Regions from separate parts of the Mus musculus genome. Here region 1 is linked to region 2. Evidence: chromatin contacts called from ENCODE POLR2A ChIA-PET data. All regions are on one chromosome and are shown on one strand. Each heading gives the region's core, a stretch centred on a gene start or an enhancer-like site at or near the end of the contact. The rest is flanking DNA. Distances are from core to core; before and after follow the strand shown.

What was found. ChIA-PET counts read pairs that join two places held with the same protein, here RNA polymerase II (POLR2A).
Region 1: POLR2A ChIA-PET joins it to region 2 with 10 read pairs in embryonic stem cell. The contact joins the enhancer-like site here to the promoter of Mdh2 in region 2. POLR2A ChIA-PET finds 5 or more read pairs at or near these places in 4 of 5 experiments (Patski and embryonic stem cell).

Annotation. Positions count from the first base shown.
Region 1 is chr5:135,904,434-135,907,338 of GRCm38, forward strand. No RefSeq gene overlaps it. Among named protein-coding and RNA genes, the nearest start is that of Hspb1, 18 kb to the left of the region's middle. Within about 2 kb of position 1,618, at least 1 of the 3 ENCODE cell types and tissues checked has a DNase peak (open chromatin) inside an H3K27ac peak, as active enhancers do.
Region 2 is chr5:135,777,276-135,779,975 of GRCm38, forward strand. It overlaps Mdh2 (malate dehydrogenase 2, NAD (mitochondrial)), which reads left to right and starts at 1,374. Exons shown (of 9, transcript NM_008617.2): 1 at 1,374-1,526. The coding sequence starts at 1,461. Styxl1 (serine/threonine/tyrosine interacting-like 1) reads right to left here and starts at 1,110. Exons shown (of 9, transcript NM_029659.4): 1 at 976-1,110. It overlaps Gm30205 (a long non-coding RNA gene), which reads left to right. Exons shown (of 5, transcript XR_003955810.1): 5 at 647-709.

The DNA of each region.
Region 1 (2,905 bases), core at 368-2,867, 130 kb after region 2:
ACCTCATCTTCTCAGCATCCTCCCCCGCTTTTAACTTTGCTTTCCTTTCTTTCTGAGACTGGTTTCATGCAATCCAAGCTAGTCTTGAACATTACCTTGCAACTTTAAAAAAGATTTTGTGTGGGTGTGTTGTGTACACAGGCATATGCAGAGGCCTGAAGAGGGTGTTGGGGTATCCTCTACTGCTTACTGCCTCTTCCGGAGCCAGGCTCTTTTCCTGAACCTGGGATGTGAATTTCCTCAGGTAGGCTGGAAGGCAGCAAGCATCAGTTGTTGACGGTCCTTTGGAGCACAGGTCGCCTGGCTTGCCAGGGTGCTGGGTCCTGGTAAAAGCACGGCACACTCTTCCCAACCTAGCCTCGGCTCCAGCTCTCAATCTAGAACTCAGCCTCCAGCCTCTGAGAGTGCTAGGAATATCAGGTGTACCCCACTTCAGCAGGTGTGCCCCCACATGCACCCTGGTGGTCTTGATGTGCATGGAGTTTGTGGGTTGTTTTTGTTGTTTTTTTTTGTTTGTTTGTTTTGTGACAGGGTTTCTCTGTGTAGCCCTGTCCTGGAACTCGCTCTGTAGACCAGGCTGGCCTTGAACTCACAGATCTACCTGCTTCTGCTTCCCAAATGTTGAAACTAAAGGTGTGCACCACCACACCTGGCTCGATTTCATGTATGATAAGCAAACACTTTACCAATTTGATTGAGCTCCCTCCCAGGGCCTGTTATCCTTACCCAGCTTCATTTTGTCTTGAAACGTCTAAGAGGGGGATCCAGTCCGTGACCACGGCTTAGTCTCTGTCCAATGCCCTTATTCCCAGCACTTGGAAGGGAAAGGCATTCTGACTTCCAGACTAGAAATAAAACCTTGCGTTTTTTGTTTTGTTTTTTAAGTCAATGCACCACATATACCAATGATATGGCACCTCTAGCTTCTGCCCCCACAATAGGGTATATCATGGTGGGGCTCTGGACAACAGTTAGAATGATTAAAATTCAAAGACTGACTCAGAACAGGCTGGGCTTACCCAGCCGATAGTTGCCCAACTCTCGTTTCCTGACCGAGGGGCCAGGTTTCCACCCTTCTGCCCCCCTCCCTTACTTCACGCAGACTGAGAAGTCAGCACTGTGGAGGGACAGCAGTATTCCCAGCAGTTCTTTTGCAAGAAGAATCTTCAACTCTAGGGAACACTCCTTACACACACACACACACACACACACACTCTCTCTCTCTCTCTCTCTCTCTCTCTCTCTCTCTCTCTCTCCCACACCCACCCTTTTTGAGGCAGGGTTTCTGTGTGTAGCCCTGGCTGTTCTGGAACTCATCCTGTAGACCCAGGCTGGCCTCAAATTTAAGAGTGCTGGGATTAAAGGCAATCTTTGCCACCACTGCCTGGCTGGCTGGCAAAACCCCTTCTAACTGATATGGGGAAAGTACTTTTGGAAAGCACTATTGCTCCTGTGGAATCCAAAGTTCCCACACTAACTAAAGCACTAACAACCAAGGCACAGCTTGGGGGAGGGGGATCCCCCAGCAAGCAAGGGCTACTCATACATACCACACAGCACCCGTCAAACATTCTCTAGTGATTGGCTGAGGAGGGGGCAAGAAGCTCAGCAGTAGAGTGACACACCCCCTCCCGGGAACTCAGAGCCACACCCATCTCTGCCTCAAGTGCTGGGCTTATGGTGTGCCACTGCCCAGCTGGTAGAGTGGTTCTTAGGAGCACTAGATCCTGTCCTGAGACCTGCCAAACCAACCCACACCTAAGAAAACTCAGCAACCATCGCGATCCCCTTGTGCAAACCCAGCTCTATGTGAGATTAAAGAAATGTCTAGGGCTGGAGAGACGGCTCAGTGGTTAAGAGCACAGACTGCTCTTCTGAAGGTCCAGAGTTCAAATTCCAGCAACCATATGGTGGCTCACAACCATCTGTAATGAGATCTGATGTCCCTCTTCTAGGGTTTCTGAAGACAGCTACAGTGTACTTACATATAATAAATAAATCTTAAAAAAAAAAAAAAAAAGAAAAAAGTCTAAGGGGACCCAGTCATATCCATTATGGTGGGAAAGAACGGAAGTGGTGAGACTCCCTTGATGCAGACTCACAATGTCTCAGGGTTGCCTGCTCAGAGGTCCCTTGTGAGCACGGACAGCTACACTGTTCCCCATCTTGTTTTTGGAGGTAGGACAACTACAGACCAGCAGACCTACCTCACCTGGTGAAGCAAGCAGAAGTCAACCATCCTATCTACAGGTCCAAGGGAAGAAGCCCGGTGCTTTTTTTGCTGGGTGCTGGCAATATCCAGACCTGTAGTTTGGGCCTTGACAATGTAGGCAATGGGCTCTGCTAGGTGGACCAGGGTGGAGGCCAGGCAAAATCTTTAGCTATTAGCCTGGGTGCAGTGACCACCTTTAATCTCAAGAATTGGGAGGCGGAGGCAGAAGAATTTAAGAGTTTGAGGCCAGCCTGGGCTACATAACCCTCTCACATACAAACGCAGAAATCTGCCTGTCTTTACTTGAGATTAAAGTCAGTGCACACTCACACCCAGCTGTTTGGTTTTGTTGTCGAGTCAGGGCCTCTCTAACTCAGCGTTTTTCAATCTGTGGTCAGGACCCCTTCAGGTTGCATAACCATAGCAAAGCCAGTTATGAAGTGCCAATGAAAATAGTGTTTATGTCACAGCATGAGGAAATGAAAGGGTCACAGCATAAGGAAAGCTTAGAACTGCTGTCCTAAGCCCAGTTGGCTTTTCCCTGCCCATAGATACCCAGTTGATCACAAGAGGCCAAATTTGTGGCTCTTCAGATCTAACTGTAGGCTGCCATGGCAGAGCTAGGAAAACGACAGCGGCAGGCCCACCAGGCAAGTTGTCTGTCAGACCTCGGCTGAATTCAGATTCATCTGG
Region 2 (2,700 bases), core at 124-2,623:
TCATGCCAAGTGTTTTTGAACAAATCCAACCAGTTCCCTCCCTTCCAGTTCCTTCTCTAACCCCCTCCCCAACTTTTTGTTTGCATGGTTGTTATTTTGTTTTTTGGTTTTTTTTTTAACAGAGTTTCATGTTGGCCTCAAACTCACATCAATCCTTCTGCTGCAGCCTCCGGAATATTTTTTATGTGTGTAGCATGCGTTCGAATGTATGTAGGTGCATATATGTGCACGTCTGTATGTGTATGGGTCCTTACTTTTACATTTTTATCATTTTAAATGTTTATTTCTGTGTCTCCGTGGGTACCTGCACACGAATGCCTGCGGCAATGGCTATGCCTGAAGCTAGAGTTTCAGGGGGTTGTGGGCCACCTGCTAGCGTCTCAGGATCGAAGCTCTGCAAGAGCAGCAAGTGCTCTTAACCAGAGTCATCCCTCCAGCTCTGATCCTGAACTTTAGAATAGTTATTATTTTTTTAATCGTGTGTTGTGCGGATTTTAGTAAGAAAGGAAGGAAAAGAAGGGGGGAGCAGGAAAAGCAAGAAGAAGAGTTGCAGAACCGTGCTCCCTGCACTGCTGGAGAGTTTGAGGGGTAGAGACAAGCCCAAAGCCTGAGGCACGGTCACCAAACGTTTCTTCCTCCGTCCCAGACCTAGGATCGCGGTCCTGCACATCGCCTGGTGCCATGACAACGCGAGTACTCGCTCCTCCGAGCGGGTTGTGTGAGAAGCCTGGAACCTCAACAAGGCTCTGTGTAACTTGTCGGAAGGGCGGCTCTGGAGGAAACAGGTGGGGAGATGCTGCCCACCCCGCCCCGGGACGCCCCGGGACCCCAGCCGGCCTCTTCCAGGGGGCAGGAAAGTTGGGCCTGGCTGAGGTCAGGAGCTCCGGGGCCGCCTGACCTGCTGCGCGACTTCTGTCAGGCTCCCCGGCAGGACGTCCGACCGGAGCCCCACCTGGGATAACGGGTACTTCTAACCTAGAGCCTGTCCTCCGGGCGAGCGCTCCAAGAGTCCTTCTAGTACCGGGTTGCTAGGGGCGGTCCCAAGATTCCGCCTAATCCTGGTGACCGTCTGTCCTAGCGCTAGGTCCCGGAAGTGGGCAAAGCTAACGGTGGGGAGGGGCGGGGCAAGGGGCGGGGTAGGAGGCGGGGGAAGGAACGGCCTGATAAAGTGAAGCCGGGCCTCTCTCGCGAGATCTCGGAAGTGGCCGGAGCCCAGAGATGACTTCTTTGGAGCCGGAGAGAATCGTGACGTCAGGCCTCGCTCGCCGGGTCTAGGGCGTGCTAGACAAGGAACCACACGGCCGAGCCTGTCTCGCGAGATTTGGCTCAAGCTTCTTGCGCTTCTCTCGCGAGATCAGGTGGCTCTGGACCGGGCGGCCACTGCGCAGAGTGGAGGTCGTTGGAGTCACTCGTCTTCTTGTAGCTCCTGCCAGTAGCTCCGTGTCCCGCCCGCCCTAGCCATGCTGTCCGCTCTCGCCCGTCCTGCCGGCGCCGCTCTCCGCCGCAGCTTCAGCACTTCGGCCCAGGTACAAGGGGCTGCCTGCCTAGGAAGGAACTCCGGGGGCGGCACACGCGTCCCCGGAGCTCGGCGTTTCTTAACCATCCAAGGCTCACTCTGGACGTCTGGGCCGCCCGGCTCACATCCCGACCAACATGGAAGGGGGACAGAGTCAGTCCAGGTTTCCTCCATAGTCTGCGCTCCACGTAGGTGCAGAAGCCGAGGCTCGCGGTCCGGATGCGAGTTGCATTATATGCAACTTTGCATTGCTTCGACTTAACTGATTTTCTCCTTGAAGCCTCCATGGATGTGAGGCACCAGGAGAGAAATAACGCGGACGTTAACTTCGTAGTGCCGGGGGCTCCGAGGGTGGAGAACGGATCAGGGTCACAGTAGTTTGGGAGATTCGATTGAAATTAGCACAGTCAGTGGCCTTCCCGCCCAGGGATTGCTTGCTTTATGTCCGTTTATGTGGACCAGGCTGGCCTCGAACTCACGGAGTCCAGTCTCTGCCTCAGTACCGGCATTAAAGATGTGCATCAAGCATCGTTTTTCAGAGTGTGTGTGGTGTCATGTGCACATGATTGTACAGAGGCCAGAGAAGGACATCGGTGTCTTGGCCATCACACACTAGACCAGCGAGCGGTTCTCAACCTTGGGATCGAATGACCCTTTCACAGGGGTCCCGTAGCAAATGTTTACATTACGACTCATAACCGTAACAGAATTTCAGTTACGAAGTAGCAATTTTATTTTTAAAAGTAATTTTATGGTTGAAGGGTTCACCTCAACATGAGGAACTGTATTAAAGGGTTGCAGCATTAGGAAGCTTAAGAACCCCTGTTGTAGACTTTATTTATTTATTTATTTATTTATTTATGAGAGTGAGAAGGCCTTTGATGAACCTGCCAGGCAGGGGAACCGGGCTTTGAACTCAGGTCCTTATGCACTTACCCACTGAACCATCTCCTCCACTGGATCTCTTTTGAATTATTCTTGGAGGATCATCCTTGCTTTGGGTAGACTTGGCCTAGGACAGTTACAGCTAAGCTATTTATAGTCAATCTTCTCCTGGGCCAGGGCCTCTTTAACTAGTGCATGTCGGAATCAGTAAAGGAGACCCAGGATCGTGTCAAGAGGGCAGGGTCAGTATTTTTTACAAATCTCTAGCAAAATTGATACAACCAAGGCTTGAGAAACAA